Regions from separate parts of the Mus musculus genome. Here region 2 is linked to region 1. The links are chromatin loops, found by intact Hi-C in ENCODE. Cell type or tissue: heart. All regions are shown on one strand. Each heading gives the region's core, and the rest is flanking DNA. Links, peaks and the distances in the headings are about the cores only.

Region 1 (10,167 bases), core at 1,187-9,186:
GTTTATGAAATAATTCAAATCTGAAGCTGACTCAAGGACAACTTAGCAGCCTTAGGAGGAGAGGAAAACAGACATAAAGACTAAATCCACTGAGGATAATTTTAAAACAACAAACACACTCACACTCAAACAGACACACATACACACTCAGACACACGTGTGTGCATGTGTGTATGTTATAGATAATATAAAGTATTATAATATATAACTTCAGAATGACTGTTTCTATGCATCTAAGATAAAAGGATTTCAGCAATTCGCAGAAATGCTTTAGACACAGCACATGTGATCCTAATTTAGTGTTGTTTGTAAAGATTTTAAGTTCTTGGCTTTGGAGTTGATTACAAGTAATTTAAATGAACAGAGCTAAACATTTGTTTTCTGGCATATTTCCTAGGAATTCTCTCTGTTAGTCAACAAACCCTATAAGTTCTAGTAATTACAAGACCTTGGTATCATCCACCTATATCCTGTAAATCAAATCTTCTCTCGGAAAAGGAGAAAGGAAAAGCCTGCCATTTCCCAGGCAGTGAGTTCATACATTAGGCACCTGCTTCATTACACCTTGAGCCTTTAAAAAAGCATTGTTATTCATTTACAGTTCAAATGTTGTTCCCCTTCCTGGTTTCCCCTCTGCAACCCGCCCCATCCTATCTGTCCTTCACTTTGCCTCTTTGAGGGTGCTCCCCCACCACACTCCCATTCCTGCCTCACTACTCTAGCATCCTCTTAAACTGGAGCATCAAGCCTCCACAGGACCAAAGTCTTCTCCTCCCATGATGCCAGATAAGGCCATCCTCTGCTACCTATGCAGCTGGAGCTATGATTCCCTCCATGAGTACTCTTTGGTTGGTGGTTTAGTCCCTGGGAGCTCTGGGGGGTCCGGTTAGTTGATATTGTTATTCTTCCTATGGGTTTGCAATCCCCTTCAGCTCCTCAGACCTTCCCCTAGCTCTTCCCTTGGGGTCCCCAGGTTCAGTCTGCTGGTTGGCTGTGGGTATCTGCACCTGTTTTGGTCAGGTGCTGGTAAAGCCTCTCGGGAGACACCTATACCAGGATCATGTCAGCAAGCACTTGTTGGCATCAGCAATAGTGTCTGTGTTTGGTGTTTGTAGATGGGAAGGATCCTTACATAGGTGGGGCTGTCTATGGATGGCCTTTCCTCAGTATCTGCTCCATTTTTTTTTCTTTTGTCTCTGCATTTCCATTAGGTAGGAATGATTCTGGGCTAAAATTTTCTGAGATGGGTGGGTGCTGGAAGTTGGAAATAACCCACATGTCCCTCAATGGAATGATGGATACAGAAAATGTGGCAAATTTACACAAAGGAATACTACTCAGCTTTTAAAAACAATGGCTTCATGAAACTTTCAAGCCAATGGATGGAACTAGAAAAGTCATCTTGTGTGAGGTAACCCAGACACAAAAGAACACACATGGGTATGTACTCACTGATAAGTGTGGATAATTAGCCCAAAACCTCAGAATCCCCACCATACAACTCACAGACCATGTGAAGCTTAAGAAAGTAGAAGACCAAAGTATGGATGCTTCAATTGTACTTAGAAGAGGGAACAAAATAATCACAGGAGATAGAGGGATAGAGGAACCTGATAGGGAGAGGGGAGAGGGAGGGAAAAAGGGAGGGTCATGTATGAGAAGAGTCAGGAGAGAAGTAAGAAGGTCAGGAAATTGAACAGAAATATGTAGCAGTGAGGGATGGGGAGCCAGGGGTAGCCAGCAGAAGGTCCCAGATGCCAGGAAGCAAGAGGTTCCCAGGACCCAAAGGGGATGTCAGTAGCTGAAATGCCCACCAAAGGGAAACTAGAACCTATAGAGACCATCTGGAGATGTCCAGTAGCTAGGCACTACAACTTGATCCTTGATATGCTAATTGTGAATTTCATTCTTCTGAATGAGTGCTATGACAGTTTCAGTGTGGTAGAGTTTTCTGTCCGGTGACTATTCAGCAACCCCAAAATATTTAACACAAAACTCCAAATGTATATCTGCTGGAATTGTGAAATCAGATTGAGTTTAAAAATTCATAGCCAAGATGACTGTATTACAAACTAGCCAGGGAGCCTCCTGTTGCCCTTTCTTCAAATGCAAATAGTTTCTCTGGACCTAACAAAAGCCCAAGAAACCGGACAAAGAGTGACAGGCTTTGGACAGGAAAAGGGAGTCCCTAGCACGGAGTTATAAATAGGTTTCTTTTGCGTGGTTTGCATAGAAAGCTCTCAGTGTGGCCTGGCTGTTGCTGTCCCTGTCTTCTCACAGATTGTCAATGCAGACAGCCGGAAGGGCCTTAGAGAGAAGGGACAGAATTAATAAAGATTAGTCAGAGTGTTTCGGGCAGAACTTTGGCAACTCTTGATTGACAACCCCCAGTCCTGGAGGCAGAGAGGTCATCCAAAATGCAGATAAGGGTCACGTGACAACCACAATGACAGTTGTCCCACAGCACCCAACAGAAACTTGTGTCAAGACTCTCTGCAGACATTTTAATACGTAGATACTAAAGTCCCTGATGCAAGCAAAATGGCCTTGTATTTGCATATGGCCTGTCTGCTTTGAAGCATTCTAGATTATTTATACCATGTGAAATATGATTGATGTGAATGTAATTGTTAAACTGCACTCTTTGGTGAGTGAATTATGACAAAATGGTCAGAATATGCGCTGGGAAATTTTTGAAACTACTTTCTATGTACAATTGGTTGAAGGTGTAGGGGTGTAACCCGATACACTGAGGGTTTTTGGAGCAGGATTGCCTCACCAAATCCATTTGCTTTTGGTCTGGTTGCTGACTCTGGTTTCAAGTACTCTGTCCTTCAGCTGGGGTGGAGCAAACTACAGCAAACAGCAAAGGCCCAGGTGGGATTCTTGTGCTTCAGAGGGTAAGGGCACAGAAGGAAAGCATGCAAAGCCTCTTGGAATTTCTCAGGAATAAAAAGAGTTTGCCACTCATTAAGCCTGTTCTTCAGGAGCTTCAGGCTTTACGGACCTGATCATATCTGTGTCATAGGGAGTATGTTCATCACAGCCTCTAGTCTTTCTTTCCCTAAGCCCACAATAATCCACCACTTATCTGTCTGTGTGTATACATGTGTGTAGAGGGGCCAGGGAATGGACTCATGACCCAGAGTAGATTGCCCATACTTCATATATTTATACATATACATATATATTCTGTACATGCATGTCTAAATTAAAGGTTAACTTAAAATGAAACACAGTAAAAGATTAAAAACAATAACTAATAAGAACAATTATAACAGAATACTATCAATAAAAGTTACTTACATGAACAAAGCTAAATTAAAAAATTGCTTATTTCTGAAAATTTCCATTTATTAATTTGGAAAGTGGCTGATTGGAACAAATAAAATTGTAGATCACAAAACATAAAGGAATAGGGCTTAGTACTTGCTTCTCTCTACCTGTTCCTTGATTCTGAAGTCTCAGGTTAGTGGGATGGATCTGCTGGGCTATCTTTGTTGCAGAGACAAAAGCTTTAAGCTGTGGCAGTAACTCAGCTCCACTACACGCGGTCGTATCCTGCATGTGGGTAGCATCTCAGGCTATGGGAAGAATACGGTACTTATATTTGTCCTCTCCACATCACTGGGGATATGTTCCATCACCCCAGGGAAGTCTTGCTTAATAATGAACCTGTAATTATGATCCTCATCCAAATTTTATACAACTCACCATAGATTATAAAAACAGTTTATTCTTTCTTTTTTAAAACTTAGAGGGCCTTGGTGACACCACAGGGCTCTCATTGTTCAGATGAGAATTGAATACAGTAGCTTCAAAAACATCTGTATGTAAACATTTATACACAGTTCTTAGTGAGATATCCAAATTTTTAGGGGAGGAGTCATAAAGAAATTTAGAAAAATAATGACCACATCACCAAACCCTTAAGTATTTCTGCTATGGACTTACTAATGAATTTTCTCCAAGTCATGTTTTTGTGTGTGTGTGTGTGTGTGTGTGTGTGTGTGTGTGTGTATGTGTGTGCCCTTGCGCACTCATTTGTGTATGCATGGATATGTTTGCAGAAGCCAAAGGTGAGATGTCCTCACCAATCTCTCACTGAATCCAGGGCTTCCCAGTTGAGGCAGGCTGACTGACCAGCAAAACCCAGGGAACATTTGGCCACAGCTAACCGTGCAATAATGGAAGTTGAAGAACATTTATGAGATGGGATCTAGCTTGAGGAAATGGGTCCTTAGGAGAGGGATCTAATTTCTCTTCTGGCATAAACTGCCTGCCCCACCATGCCTTCTCTGCCACAGTGAATTTGTACCTTCAAAAGCCATCAACCTAAATAATGCCTTCCTCCCTTCAGTTGCTTCTTGTCAAGTATTTCATCATAGCAGTGATAAATGTAGCTAGTATGTGTTCTGGTGTGTTTTTAAAATTTTGTAATGTTTTAATTACTTTGAAATATTTTGTAACTGATCAAATGAATCTAAGTGATGACAGTGTTGGGCCTCACTTTTAAAATCAGACCAGAAGGTAAGTTTAAAGGAACGGTATCGATAAAAATTTCTTTTCCAAAGATGTGCCTCATGTTTTCTCTTCCCTTTATATACAAAGTGTCTATAATTTTTACATTGCCACAAATTAAAAGGTACTAACCATGTGTTGCATTGTCAGAGTTCAGAGTGTTCAGGACTTGATTCTAAGAATTGAAATAAAACTACAAATACTCACCATTGAAGCCTATACTTAAATATTGTTTCTAACATATTTTGCCAGTGTTGTTTTGTGTTTAAATGTTAATGGAAAGTAGGCATCAAGAGAGATAATTGGGAGGATAACTGGGACACAAGAATGGCTCATTTATATAAAGCCATTGTGGGGCCAACATGATACAAGAGTCTGTGGTCTAGAATCTCTTTCTCTCTCTCTCTCTCTCTCTCTCTCTCTCTCTCTCTCTCTCTCTCTCACACACACACACACACACACACACACACACACGGTTATGGGGGTGCGGTGCTCCTGATTCTTGTCTCTGTCCTTGGCAACTGTGTAATAGTTAAAAGTCAAAACTGCAATAGAGAGTAACAATCCAGATTACTAGAATACTTTAAAAATGGCCAGAAGACAGCTGAAATCTTCCCGTTTAACATCATCTTAAAATGGAAGAATTGCTTAGTCTGTGGACAGGGTTTTTCTGTTGTTGATGTATTGTTGATGTGCTGACTTCCCCAATTCTGGCAGGTATTATTACACTTTGTGTGTTGGTTGTAGCCTTTCTTTTCACCCCACAAGTAGTCATGTGAACCCAGCACTGTAATCCACATGCACACAGAAGCTTTGCGTCCTGAGAGCAATTAAACATTCTAATGATTTTTCTTACTGAGTTCCAACGGAGTGACCTTGTACTCAGCAGCAGCACACAGTTGAAGGTGTGGCTTGATAACCCAAAGAACTTCTCAGCCTGGGTCCATGCTATTTTATGCATCTGTGGAAATAACACTATTTAGATCATTTATGTTAAAGATGACCTAAATGTTTCTTCTAAGGCTGAGTCCACAATTTTGGCAAATTATTACAGCTAAGAGTCAATTACAAAGAGACACCTTGGAGGCAGTGTCTCTGAGCATGCCACGAGAGTCCCATTTGAATCAAGCTACCTACATTTGGGCAATTGTCCAAAGTATTTGAACTTTTCCCCTTCTCTAGTTCTAACACGAACACTAAAAAGCAAACAAAACAATACAAACAAACAAACCCAAAAACTTGTAAGTCTTGTAAATATGACCAAGCAGAGTTTCATTGACTTCATTTTTTTGTTCTTAAAGTTAAATTATGATGTTTCCAACTCTTCTTTGAGGTGTAATGTTGACCATATTTGACAGAAAAGCATAAACAAAGAAGAAGCACTTCAAGCCAGTGTTGTCTCCTGAAAGGACGGGAAACCAGCTCATCGTTCAAATATTATCAACTGTCGCCCTCTGCTGGCTAAATTCTGGAGTTCGGTTTCAGAAGAAAGCAACGCACTGGTTTTACTGTGAGCATGTGTGCAAAAGCTGCATATGCAGATTCTCAACATTTGTAAGGCATCTATGCTTAGCTGAGCTTCCAAGAGTTTTTCGTATTGATTCATCATCGTGGATAAGTTGAAGCCAGGCTGGGACTGATACCTACATCCATTAAAGATGGTTTCTGTTAAAGAGCAGGATACATAAGTCAGCCATGAGAAACAGCTGTCTCTCTGCCATAAGACCAAAAAAGGATCACAACCTATAGATGCTCCTACCTATAACTACCGCATGCTTTTGTGCGTTTTCAGGACTACCTGACGGTTTATAAAGAATACAGGGAATCTTAATCAACACATCTTCTTCCAGGGGGTGTGTCTTAAGGCTTCCTCAAATATAACTTTAGGTTTAATCCATGGGAAATCACAAACGCAGAGTTGTTAAATGTCAGCATTGTCAAGGGACAGAGCCAGAGCAGAGCCAGAACTACAACCCATTTCCAGGATCCTCACCTTACCCATTTCCAAGGATGTTTCTGCACTGTTGTGCACGTAGTCTGTCACACTGGTGCATCAGGAAGCCATTAGGTGTCCCTCTGCCAATTGTGTTTCTTGTCACTGAGACGACAATAGCTAACAGCAAAAACTTAAAAAGGAAAAAGTTCATTTTGTCTCATGTATTTATGATGTTCAGTCTACAGTGGCTTAGCCCTATGTGCTCGAGAAGAACATCATGTTAGTCAGAGCATGCGTTTCCTGATCCCAAAGACTACCTAGAATCCACCTGTCCTTTAAAATTTTATTTGGCAGCTTATTTATTTTTGTCCCTCTTTTATCTAATGTTTCTATCCTCTGAAAGAATGGGTTTGGGGGAGAGACAAGCCATCTTTTTAAATTTTTTTTAATTAGGTATTTTCTTCATTTACATTTCAAATGCTATCCCAAAAGTCCCCTATACCCTCTCCCCCCACACACCCTGCTCCCCTACCCACCCACCTCCACTTCTTGGCCCTGGTGTTCCCCTGTACTGGGGCATATATAGTTTGCAAGACCGAGGGGCCTCTCTTCCCATTGATGGCCGACTAGGCCATCTTCTGATACATATGCAGCTAGAGACACGAGCTCTGGGGTACTGGTTAGTTCATAATGTTGTTCCACCTATAGGGTTTGAGACCCTTTCAACTCCTTGGATACTTTCTCTAGCTCCTCTATTGGGGGCCCTGTGTTCCATCCAATAGCTGACTGTGAGCATCCACTTCTGTATTTGCCAGGCACTGGCATAGCCTCACAAGAGACAGCTATATCAGGGTCCTTTCAGTGAAACCTTGCTGGGGTATGCAATAGTGTCTGCATTTGGTGACTGATTATGGGATGTACCCCTGGGTGGGGCAGTCTCTGGGTGGTCCATCCTTTTGTCTTAGCTCCAAATTTGTCTCTGTAACTCCTTCCATGGGTATGAAGTTCTTAGGCAAATGGATGTATCTGGAGGATATCATCCTGAATGAGGTAACCCAATCATGAAAGCAGTCACTTGATATACACTCACTGATAAGTGGATATTAGCCCAGAAACCTACAGTACCCAAGATACAATTTGCAAAACACAAGAAAATCAAGAAGAAGGAAGACCAGTGTTTTTCTTTAATTCTTTTTACATAAGAATGAAGCAGTGAACCTGATATAGCTGTCTCTTGTGAGGCTATACCGGGGCCTAGCAAACACAGAAGTGGATGCTCACAGTCAGCTATTGGATGGATCATAGGGCTCCCAATGGAGGAGCTAAAGAAAGTACCCAAGGAGCTAAAGGGATCTACAACCCTATAGGTGGAACAACAATATGGACTAACCAGTACCCTCCCCACTCTCCCACCACCCACCCCCCTCTGCATATGTATCAGAAGATGGCCTAGTCAGCCATCAGTGGAAAGCGAAGCCCATTGGTCTTGCAAACTTTATATGCCTCAGTACAGGGGAACGCCAGGGCCAAGAAGTGGGAGTGGGTGGGTAGGGGAGTGGTGGGGGAGGGAATGGGGGACTTTTGGGATAGCATTGGAAATGTAAATGAAGAAAATACCTAATTAAAAAAAATCAAAGAGTTGCTTTAAAAAAAAAAAAGAATGAAGCAGTGAGGACTCTGTGAGCACATGATATCCCGCCGTGCATAAAGATATGTGCAGGAGGTGTGAGAACCTGTTTTGCAAAGATCTTAGCAAATGTTTTCTTACCCCACTCAGAACTGCAGATAGAAACAAAGCAATGATTCCACCCAGGTGGGCTTAGCAAACCGATTTTCTTAACTGGGTTATGTTCAGGATCGTGGCCAGCTTATGGGCAGCTATATCACCAACAAAAGGTATCCAGTTGTCAGCAATAGCTAATTGTCTTATCTTTGGGGAAGGTGCAGGCGGACATCATGAGTCCTGCCACACTTCATGATGGGCTGTCAGTGAGCCTAGGTTTGTATGCGTATCCTCAGGCAATTACAGCTGTTGGGTTCAAGGGGGTGAAGGCCATGCCATGCCTGGTAGACAGTGTCCTCCAACAGCTTGTCTTAGGGCAAATTCTCACATGTGTCTGCATTATGAGCCCAATGAATCAATACAATTTCTATTCTGATTTATTTTATACAGTAACAACTCAGTGCCACTTTCCAGGAATATAAAATGTATTCTAAGAAACCACTACTATGTCAGTCAGTCCTGGGAACTCGTGACTATTATAATGCTAGCACCCAGGAGGCTGACATAGCAGGATTGCCATGGGCACAGGGTCAGCCTGAGCCACAAAATGAGTTCCAGGCCAGCCTGTCACAAAAATAAAACAAATAAACAAACAAAATTGAAGCCACCATGTCTGTATTTATTTCTATGAGCCCACATTCTGCAAACTGTAGTCTTTAATTTTCCTTTGGATTTCCTATCCTCCACATTTATTTAGTTACTATTGTAGGTGGGGACATCTGTGCTCAAATTTCAAAGCAGACTCTGGAGTGCAGGATGTTGATTAAAGAGTGATACCTGTGGATGGCGATGATCTAAGGAAGCATCGTCCTCTCAGGGTGGAGCTCTGGAGCAAATATTAGCCTTGGGGTTGGGCCCCAAAGTGTCGCTATGTTCAGATATGTGTATGCTGGGCTCCCACACTCTTCTGTGATGCCTGAGAGAAGTGAGATCTTAATGCAACAACTCCCAAATGAAGTAATAATCAAGAGACCTGCTTATTTCTGGGAGTTGAAAAGTCAGATCTGCCTCGATGGCTGTGGTACTCAACCTTTCTTAGACCGTTTAATACAGTTCCTTATGTTTTGGTGACCCCAACCATAAAGTTATTTTTTCTTACCAATTCATAACTGTGATTTTGCTACTGTTCCAAGTTATAATGTAAATATCTAACATGCAGGATATCTAATTCACAAACCCCAAAGGGGTGGAGATCCAGAGGTTGAGAACCTCTGTTTGACGGGCTGTGGAAGGCTACTTTTCTCTGTTAGTTCTATTACACAAAACCTGTCTGCAAACAAATACACAGAGCACTGGGCCTCCCTTCAATCTCTCCCACCAAGCTGTGTGTCAGTGGAACCATAGGCTCATGTAGTTACTGATGTGTGTGCTGCCAGTGCTTTCTTCAGTAGAGAATTTATCAAAATGTAGAGAAGTTGCCTCCACCATGACTCTCAGAAAATGGGCCTGTGCATCTCACCACTGAGACATAACAAGGGTGCTCTGATGCTGCATAGGCTCTCTGAGTGAGTAGACTGCCTGTTTGTTCAGAAAGTAGAGTAAGTGTCACCTCTGCCTTACCTCAGAGGTTAATCCCTTTACTTTATACACAAACCATAATGGGTCTTCCCGGAAGCAGCCCCATACAGGAAAAAACAAAACAAAGCAAACAAACAAACAAACAAACAACGCATGAAAATGTTGTTGTGGAAAACTACCTAAAGGGTGAAGAGGAGAAAGATCGAGAGGAAAGCCTTAATCTAGAGTAGAGGTTCAGATCCCCATTAAAGAAGGGGAAGAGAGAAAGGTTGGGTAGGACAAACTTCTGAACACAGCCTAGCTGTGGGAAAGCGTCGGCCAGGCCAATGAGTGGTCTGTTAAACAGACTGTGATCTGTCTGGGCAGTGGCAGAAAGACTGCTTTCCTCATTCTGCCTCATGACTGGCTG
Region 2 (10,167 bases), core at 863-8,862, 950 kb before region 1:
TTTATAAATTCCTTCAGCTCAAGTTAACCTGATTTTTAGTGTATTGTCAGGAACATAAGAGATTGTTTTCTAATACATATGTACATACACACACACATGCATATACACATACACTCACAATATACAAATTCATCCATCCATCAGTCCACCCATACATACATATATACATACACACACACATACCCTCCCACACTCATATACAGAGATACACACAGACAATATATATATATAAATATGTATATGTGTATGTGTGTGTGTGTGTATATATATATATATACACACACACACACTGACATACACATTTTTAGAAAGAGAGGTGGGTGGGGGAGAAAGACAGAGAGAGACACAGAGATTTTATGATAGAAATTTACAGGTACTGTTTTCTAAACACCATTTCAGGGAGCATAAGTCATCATTGGTCCTGATCATGTTGTAGACCAGCCTTTATGTTGCTAACTCTGGATGGTACCTGCTCTGTTCTGCTCCTTTGGAGACTGATGAGTCTACAATACTTTATTGTGAATTATCTTTTCTTTCATGTTCTCTGTAGCAGAAATATGTAAGAGCAGCATTTATATTTTTTACTTTGCCATTTGGCATGATTACAAGCCGTCTGCCTGCTCTTCCCAGAAGCACCGTGTTGTCAGAGTAAAGCCACAAAAGAATTCTAAGCATTTATTAGATTTTGGTAGAGATAGGTAAATACTTGGCACTACATATGTGCAAAAGGTTTTTAATTGATAATTTAGAGTCTAATTAGAATGTCCTGGAATTTGCAAGAGATACCACCTTTGGAGGGGCGTAAAGGGAGTGGGGCTGACATATGGAGCCATCGTGTTTCTCATTGCTACATGTGCATTGGACCTGCCATAGGTCAGGCAACTGAGGGGAAAGGACTGCAGATCACATTTGAAAATGGCTAGGGAACACACCTAAAACAATGAAGGAGCGTGTGGAAGCCTGTTCCTAACTTGGCTCTGTCTACAGTGACAGATAGAGTTTCTAGTTTTATACTGAGGTCCTAGTGGTGTGTATTAAAGTGTCCCTTTACTAACACTAGTTTCAGTGGCCACTGCTTTATTTCCAACATCATGGTGCATCTCTTCCCAAGCCTTGTCTGTGAGCTGCCCTGTCATTTATTCTAGCCAAAAGACAAAAGGCTTTCTCTTCTCTAAATAAACCAGAAAGTTTGCTAGAAGACACCAAGCAGCCTCTTACTCGTTTATCCTTATAGAAGCCGCCATCAAGCCCACTTGTTCTTTCCCTCAGCTTTTCCCTCCCATTTCTTTATCATTTTCTCTTTATCTCTAGACTAGAGATAAATCTTAGTGAGGAATCTACTGTAAACTCCTTCACCCCGACCTGTAGTTAGAATCCTACAACGGACAAAAGGGAAAAAGTAGCTCTCCTGTCCCAGCCCCTTTTGGACTCATATAGGCCACGCCTGTCTCTCTCTGTCTGTTCTAACTAGAAAAACTTGAACTCCGAGAGTAAATCATCCCTGACTTTCCCCAGTAACTCTCCTCTGATGGATCTGGTTCATGGAGCCTAGTCTTGTCCTTGGATCTTGTTCTACCAACTGATTTGAAGATGAGAAAATAGCCCGTTGGCTTCAACTAAATGTGTATTGCCTATTTCTGTATGTGATGTAGCTTTACTTGTAAGCTGTGAACCTGATTCTGTAGCCTTATTCTGTGGAAAGGCTGTAAGAGAAGGGGAGGTGGTCCCTCCTAAAGCAGCAAGCAGGTTAGTCAGCTTTCCTAGTGATGCTTTTACTCATTTAGCAAACACCTTTCTTTGCCACCTATGTGTCATACACAGTACTGGGAGTTGACAACTCCAAGGGAACCCGGAAGGCGGAAGGCCGAAGGCAGGACTTAATGCAGGCAGGCCCTTGAGTGAGACAGCTGTGGCTACAGTCACATGCTTGCTGCCTGTGGTTAGTCCTGCCTGGGGATGTCCTGAAGTGCCACAGAGAAGAGTATTTGCCTGGATCTCTCCCTTGGCCAGTTCTAGCTCCATTGCCTGTAGTTTATTGGGTGATTTTTAGCCATGTAGTGGGTGTTTTACATCCTGTAGATTTTTGTAATGTGTTTGTATGGGCCACGGTGGAATGATAGACAGGACAAGCTGCTATATTTTATGTGTCTTTGTGGTGACATTTATTTACAGAAGGGTGAGCATTATGTATACAAGTAGAACCAAATATATAGATATGCATGAAGGTGGGATCTAGAGTGGAAGTCTCTTTGAAGGAGTCTTCCTGTTTCACATCCAGGAAAACTGATGCCTAATGGACCCCTTTCCCTCAGGATGCCCTTCCCTTGTGTCTTCTTTGTGCAGTTGGATTTGAATACATCTGCCTGACCCTGGTTTCCACTGCCTGCCATGAACCTCTCTTCTGCCTTAGAGAGCTTTCCAGCTTGCCTGCCCCTTGCTCCCTCTGCCTTTCTGGGTTCCTCTGTAACCCGAGGCTTCCTGCCCCGATCTATCTTATCCTGTGCTGACATTGACCCATAGGTCTGCATTATGAGACTTAAGCATATAGAACTATTTGGGGCCACTTTCTCTGAGTGCTGTGGTTGGTTTTGCTCCACGGCTTGCTGTTTCCTAGGACTCACCAAGGGCCTTTTCTCTGCTGCCTCTGATCTTTGGATGAACACTGTGGTAGATGAGTACCATGAGGTTATGGTACGTGCTGCAGTACCCTGTTTCTGTGCCCCTCTGTTGGTGTGGGACTCAGCCAATATGGAAACCCTTCTATATCTGTGCTTTGTGTTGATTTTCACAATGATTCATGCAAACATTTTCACTTTTATGTTATATTTTTGTAAAGTCAGCATACAAGGTCTCTTTGAAGACTCCAAGAGAGCACAACGTAGAGCTAACCTTCTGAAGGTGAACTAACCAACATGTGCATCTGCCATTGACTTAGGGTCAGGTAGTCCCAGGATCCTTGCATTTTAAATCTTGGAAAAAAAAAAAAAACCCTTCACCACTGCTGATGACAGCTGTTATCGCTATACAGTAAGGAGAGAGGAAGGTATTAGTTCATTCACTGGGATGAATAGCCATGGCCTTGTTTCTAGAAAGGCTTTTGAGTCATTACCTTGCTGATGTGCCTAAAACGTAGGACAGTTTGTTCTGTCATATTTTCTTTCTTTCTGCCACTAAATATGAAGCATGTTTATGGGCTGCTAGAGTGCTAATCACAGGGGATTAGAGTCGACCCTGGTCTGGACACATTTCTGCTGGAGCTCACGTTCTAGCAGGGAAGTCTCCTCCACAGACCATTTAATGCAGAAGTCTGTAAGCACGTTAAGAATGTGTGTGATCCAGAGGAGGAAGATAAACGTTTCAGAAGAACTCAGGGCCCACTGTGCTTGGAGGATGGTTACTCAGCAGGAAACAGAGTAGTGAGGTCTGGTGAAAGGCTCAGATTGGCTAGAGTAGGCATACTCTGTTGGTGGCATTACAGGTTCATGTGAGACACTACTAGGAAAGGGTCTGACAACCTAAGTGGGGGTGGGCAAAGCAGCAGAAAAGGAGTGGATGGATGTCTAAGAACACATTAAAAAACACAACTTACAAGATGAAGCAACCTATTCCAGAAGGTTAGGGAAAAGGCATTGTTGAGGTATCTCCCAGGGCTTTGGATTGCCATTTCTAGATGGAGGGGTGAAAGGAAAAGAATAAGTTGGCCTGTGTATATACAACCAAATGCATGGGCTATGTTATGAAACATAATGAAGCGAGGGGCTATCTGTGGCAGGACTGAGAATTTAAGCTATGCTCCAGACCTGGGGGAGGGGAGAGGAGTGAGGGCCTGGGAAAGGGGTAGAGGCAGACAAGTGCACATGTAGACAGCAGACAGATAGCAGATCCGTGATGGCAGAGAGAGAGAGAGAGAGAGCAGAGAAGGACCAAGCGGGGACTCAGAGGACATGCAGGAAGAGCTGGGGTGGTGGGTGGGTTCTTTTGCTGGCTTCACACACCTGGTGCACCTGGTGGCAGCAGGTGATGAGGTACGTAATTGCTAGGTCCCTGGGGCAGGCCGGGGAATTTACCTGTAGGCTAACATTCCTCTGAGTTACAGTACTAATGTTATAAAATATAATGTGGCAAGACATATCATCTTTGTAGGCCCCAGCCAAGGTATACCCTGAGAAATTACGTCATGCAACAGATATGGTGTAAAGGGGGTTTGTTTACTGGGGAGGGTAGAGGAGTTAGGGCCTGGAAAGGTGGTAGAGGCAGGCAGGTGAACATGTCCATAGACAGCAGGGCCATGAGAGCAGGGGTCGGGGAGGGGGCGGTACATCTGCAGAGAACAGATAGAGAGGATGCTAGGAACAGACTGAAAGAGAGCTGCTGAATGGAGGGTGGGTCCTTTTGTGTGCAGCACACACTTGATGTTCACCTGGCAGTGGTAGCAATTCATGACTTAAAGTAATTGGTAGGTCCCTGAGGGCAGGCCAGTGGAATCCCCTGCACACTAGCATTCCTCCCTAACAATGTGAAGCTATTTCTCAAAGCCCTTGGAATCCCTTCCTGAGTGACCCACTCTGGCCTGTGGAAGAAGTGATGCTCCCCAGGTTTCCTGATCTGAAGAGAGCTGCAGAGTGTTTCTTCTGAGAGTAGAAAGAAGCTCCTAATTAAGGCTAAGGAGGAAGGGAAGCTGTGCCTCCTCTGTGCTCAGAGGCCTAGTTTGTTCCCCTCTGTTTACTCAGGGGAGAAAGAAGCAGAGCTTTGAGAGCAGAGAACTTTAGGAGACACAATGGTTCTGATTAGTGCAGATTATCCAAGCTCCTGCTAGAGAGAAACAAGGCCTGGTGGTTGCCCAGAGAGAACCACTGCCTGCCAAGCATAGAATCTTCCAGAAATCTAGCAAAGTCCTCTCCTACATTGCCAGTGTAAGATTTGATACCTTATTTATTCAAAGAAAGAAAAAATCTAATTAATGTATAATCAATCAGGGTGTGAAAAAACGCCAGATTGAACCTTGTGTTTCGTTGGACTTAGACGGGAAAGTTAGAGCTTGATTTTGACCAAGTTCTCATAAAGGAAGGTAGGCCACTTTTTATTATGACTGGAGGATCTAAAATACAGTGGTAGTAGCAGTGCTTATGGCCATTAGAAATCACAGCTCTTTGTCTGTTATGGTTGTTGCAAAGTGATTTTAAAGAATAGTATTAATTTAATATTAAGGCTAATATTAAAGATATGTAGATACCAGAACCCATATCCTAAAGTGCCTCCTAGGCCTCTCTTCTAGGCTTTAGGTTCTCTGCTATGGCTTCTCGCTCAGCTCCACTCTTCCCTTGTCATCACTCATATTCAACCCAGAAATCTGCTCATCCCAGATCTCCTTCTGGGGAAGATGAGCCCAGTTGTTACTGTAATTCCAGCACAAACAATAATGATGGATGAGTTGAGGAAGACAGAGGCCTCAGGTTCTGGTTCTCAGGTTTCTTCATTCCAATACAGTATAGAACAGAAGCCGCTTAACATCCTATTGAAGAACACCATGCACAAGAAAACATATCTGAAAATATCACAGCACTCTTCCCTTTCTTCAGTTAGCTGTTGTTACTGGGCCCATCAGATATGAGTCAGCCCCTGCAAACCATGCATGCATTATTACAGTATCACCAACTGGAGTTGCTTTTTAAGATTTTGATAAATATACTTCAGTGGAATCAGTTTTCTTTTGTATCTCCTATATTCATTTTATGTATTTAAAATGCATTCTTGGTACATTTTATAAGATTCTCAGTTGGCTAAAGAAAGACTCAGGGCACACAAAATGTTAATATCCACCAGCTAAGATCTTGTAGTTGTGGCATATGACCTCCACCTGGTGGCAGCAGCATCCTTAAAGGTTAGATCTATAATCAACAATTGAGAACATAATCTGAGTGTAGCCATCCATACACTTGAATGTGGTTTTCAAACATTGTTTTGCTACAGCCCACAAAACATCAGCCTTTCATCATAATTCATACAGAGATTTACATTGCACCAAACAGTTCTCAATCTTAGTATCTGACATACTGATACTTTTTATGGCTTTCTAATATTCTCTTGGATTTCTTTAATTAAAAAACAATTCTGGTTGGGCAATAGAATCACACACCTTTAATCTCAGCTCTTGGTAGGAAGAGACAGGGGAACGAGTATCTTTGAGTTTGAGGTCAGCCTGGTCTACAGAGTTAGTTCTAGAACAGCCAAGGCTACACATAAAAACCCTTTCTTGAAAAACCCAAAATAATAATGATAATAATAATAATAATAATAATAATAATTTTGATGCATCAAACTAAATTGCAATCAGACAGCCACAATACACTATCCTTATAAGAGGTTATATAATTTGCACACAGTTTCAGATATTATACTTACATTTTAAAATTATTTATTAGTGATCAGTAATTCATACAAGGTAAGAAGAGCCACTTTTATATGTACAACCAAGGTCCCTTTTTAGAACACTGCATCTTCCTGTCATTTGTCTTCTTCTTATGCCATGCAGACACTGCCCTGCCACTTTCACCACACATGGCTCTTGCTGTTGTGAACTGTCAGAGCCATACAGTAGGTGTTCATCAAACTGGCCTCATTAACTCATCCTGGTTTTGAGATGAGTCTGTGGGTTGTGTCAACATTTTGATTAATGCGATTCCATTGTGTGAGTAGAATACTAGTTTATTCTCCTGTTGATGGTCCTTGAGTCTGTCTTCAGTTTGGTCTAGTGGGAACAGAGCTCAGATAAGCTTATAAGATGGCCTCCTTGGCCTAGTCAGTAAGTACATGGCTTGCTATAGAAAGCTGGCAAACCTTTTGCCAAAGTGGATGAACCCAGTTGCATTTGCAACAGTGTATGAGTTTGGGCTGCTCCATTCTTTCCTGCCATTTGGTATGGTGTCAGTCTTTGTACTTTGAATCCATTCTGTGGCTGTGGCTGTGGCAGTTAATTAGGAAATGAGTTTCCCTGGCATCAGTCAAATTCAATACTTTTTCAAGTGCAGTCACCCATTTTTCATATTTGTGGTACATATTTCAGCTTAGATTAAAAAATTCTGTGACTCTGTGGAAGTTGTTTACATATTTGGATGTCAGTCCTGCATGTCAGACATGTGTATTTATAAATGTCTTTTATCCAGTCTGTGGCAAACTTATCATTTCACTGATAGTACCGCTGATGAGCAGAAATTTCTTTGATTGTTTATGTCCACTTTAATCGACAATTTTTTCTTCAATGTTTTAAATTTCCGGGATCATATGTATAAAATCTTTTCCTGCCCCAGTGATAAGAGTAATAATGTTTTGGTTATTATGCTTAAGTCTATAATTTATCTCAAACTAAATGTTATAATTGTTAATAAGGTAGATACCAGTTAAGTTTCTTTTTTCTTTTTTTTCCTGTGTTTGTGGCTGATGTTCTAGCACCATTTTTTGAATCTACTTTGGCCATGTTTTCACAAAAGTTTATAAAGGAAAGTTTAAAGGCTTCCTTAGTTAGAGATGTATAAAAGTGACTTTGCTACAGGTCTGTAGAATGAATTGTCAGGGGCTCTTTGACATCATCCTCAACCTATGATCTTGGTTGCCTGTTTTTTTCTTTCTAATGTATTGTTTACTGTTATCTTGGGAATCTCAGAAGTGACTTCTGATGTGTGAACATTTATAAAGCTACAGCCTCTGTGTGCTGTGTGTGTGTGTGTGTGTGTGTGTATGCATGCACGCACTCCTCTGCATGCACTCCTGTGAGCTTCCCTGCATGGTCCCCTGAATGAATTCCTGCATGAGGCCAGAGGTTCAGCATCAGGTGAACCATTCTTGAACCTGGAGCTTGCCATTTCTGTTTGACTGACTGCTCAGTAAGCCTCTGGAATCAGCACTGAGACCTGAGGTACTAATGAGCGTGGGGACTCACACTTCCACAGAGGGCCCTTGACCCTCTCAGTCATGTCTCCAGCCTAGTTACAGCTTTTCATGAGACCCATGTGGCTGCTGACCAGTACGGAGACATTAGCTACATGGGCTTAACAAATTGACATAAAATGAAATTAAAATGCCAACTTTAAGTCATGATAGCCATATTTTGAGGACCTAGTTGGCTATTCTATTGTATTATAGACATACAGTATTTTCATCTTTTCTCTTAAAGTAAGAAAGGAGGCTTTGAAAATTCATAGCATATTTAAGGGAGACTTTCCTCAGTTTCAGTAACTGGCATCCAACTTGGACCCCCTTATCTCTCTGGTTCTTTCTTGTTTTCCTGAGTATTTATTCCTATCCCATGCTCTTTCGTGCAGCTAGTTCTTATATTTTAAAAAAAGGCAATAACTTATATAGATTCTTTACCATGGAGGAGAAAGGCTCTTCACAGAATTGTTCTTTTCTGGAGGCTACCTGGTACTGTCCTCTTCTACTTCTCTCGATGTTTGGCAGACTTCCAGCTACCATGGAGCTGTCTGGTCATCCTCTTTCAAGGTGTGGTCTAGAAATAGTTATTTTGTCATTTCCATCCTAATTAAGCCTGCATTTCTTCTTAACATCTCCACTATAATTATGGACTTGTGAACACTAGGAGCCATGCTGAGATTCCGCCCCAAGGGTGGGTTTGTTGTCCTTCTTGTGTATGTACAGTTTGTGACATCCTCTGGAGTTCTCTGTTGGGCATGACCTGCATAGACACATTCTACCATTGATAAATATTCACCTCTTCTCTTTCAGTGTGGGAACTTCGCAGTCCTGGTGGATCTTCATGTATTGCCACAAGGTTCAAACAGAGACTCCAGTTGGTTTTCTGAACAGAAGAAAGAGGTATAAGAAACACTTTTATCTTTAAATAATGTTTTTTGTAATACCAGATAGAAGAAATGTCAGCTAGTCAGCTATTCTGAGCTTTCTATTTCCTTAGTGTTTTTTTTTTTTTTTTAAAGGGTGATTGTTAGGCGTTCACTGAAAGGCAGGAGTATGTCTGGAGAGAAGCATGCATGTGTGCCCACTCATGCTCTTCTGACAGAGCCATGTTTCATGTGCTGACTGTGTGTGTGCACATGTGCACCTTACACTCTCTATGTCCTCATCCCAGGCTCTATTATTTAAACCCAAAATTCGAATTCCCTCCACTTGGAGGAAAATTATTCTCAATAATAAAAAGGGAAGAAGAGGAAGTCAGACTAGTCCAAGTGAGCAGGGATTTTGATCTGAAGAGATGAGAAGAATGGCAGCACCTGTAACAGGTGTGGAGTTCACAGGAGGCTAATCGCCACATCTGTATTAATCCTCACTTTGATCTTTGCCTCTTTTCATTGTCATGAGCCTTGACAAGTGAAGAGGAATTCCAGTCTTCCTCCTTTCATGTTGACTATCCAGTAAAGCAGAGAGTTAGTATGGATGTGCAGTTGACTTGGAACAACATAGATTTGGAATATGTTGGTCTGTTAACACATGAAATTTTAGGAAAATTTGAAGGAAAAACCCGTTAGATGAGCTTCATAGCCTAGAAATATTTAAGAAAAATAGAATTAGTTTACTGTTTACTCCCAAAATGTACTACAGTTCTTTAAGGCATTCTGTAAGCCTCTGTTGGCTTAAGTTGAGGGTCTGCCTAAAACACTAGGTGAGTGGCTAATGCCACATGAACAGTTTGTCTAAGTAAAAAAGTATCTCTTATTGTTCGTAATTATTTGTTCAACCGTCCAAACCTAACATAGAAAATGTGTCACGACTTTATTTTTTCCATTAGTAATTCTTTCTAGTTAGTAGTTGGCTATTATAGAACGAAAGAGGTGTCTTGTTCTCAAAAGCTGAGTTAAGTTCCTAGCACCCATTCAGACAGCCCACAACTACCAATAACTCCTGCTCTAGGGGCTTCAAGCCCTCTTTTGTCCATGGTCATGACCCACACATGTCACAAACACACACACACACACACACACACACACACACACACACACATACACACACACACACACACACACACACACACACACACCACACACACACACACACATCAAAGTCAAAACCTTAAAAAGTTAAGTTACTGAGGAGTCAACAGTTATTCTAGGGTTTCTAACTATCTTTCTACCTCTTGACTTTAAGAATTCATTCTATGATATTTGACCTTCCTGGGAGCTTCAGTTTCCTCTTAAAATG

The links. Peaks named below come from ENCODE experiments on the same cell type or tissue, not always from the same donor. Only the 100,000 strongest peaks of a DNase experiment are listed, where the experiment ranks them.
Region 2: it touches region 1 in a loop (4-fold over the local background); 12 of 42 quality-filtered maps call a loop at or near these places.

The regions. Positions count from the first base shown.
Region 1 is chr2:137,936,976-137,947,142 of GRCm38, forward strand. No RefSeq gene overlaps it. Among named protein-coding and RNA genes, the nearest start is that of Gm14062, 65 kb to the left of the region's middle. In heart, for the core only: a CTCF peak has its summit at 5,987 (motif pointing left); no DNase peak of the experiment used is centred there; H3K27ac peaks cover 1,443 bases.
Region 2 is chr2:136,991,445-137,001,611 of GRCm38, forward strand. It overlaps Slx4ip (SLX4 interacting protein), which reads left to right. Exons shown (of 8, transcript NM_028834.3): 3 at 8,740-8,829. Among named protein-coding and RNA genes, the nearest start is that of Slx4ip, 100 kb to the left of the region's middle. In heart, for the core only: a CTCF peak has its summit at 5,857; no DNase peak of the experiment used is centred there; H3K27ac peaks cover 1,029 bases.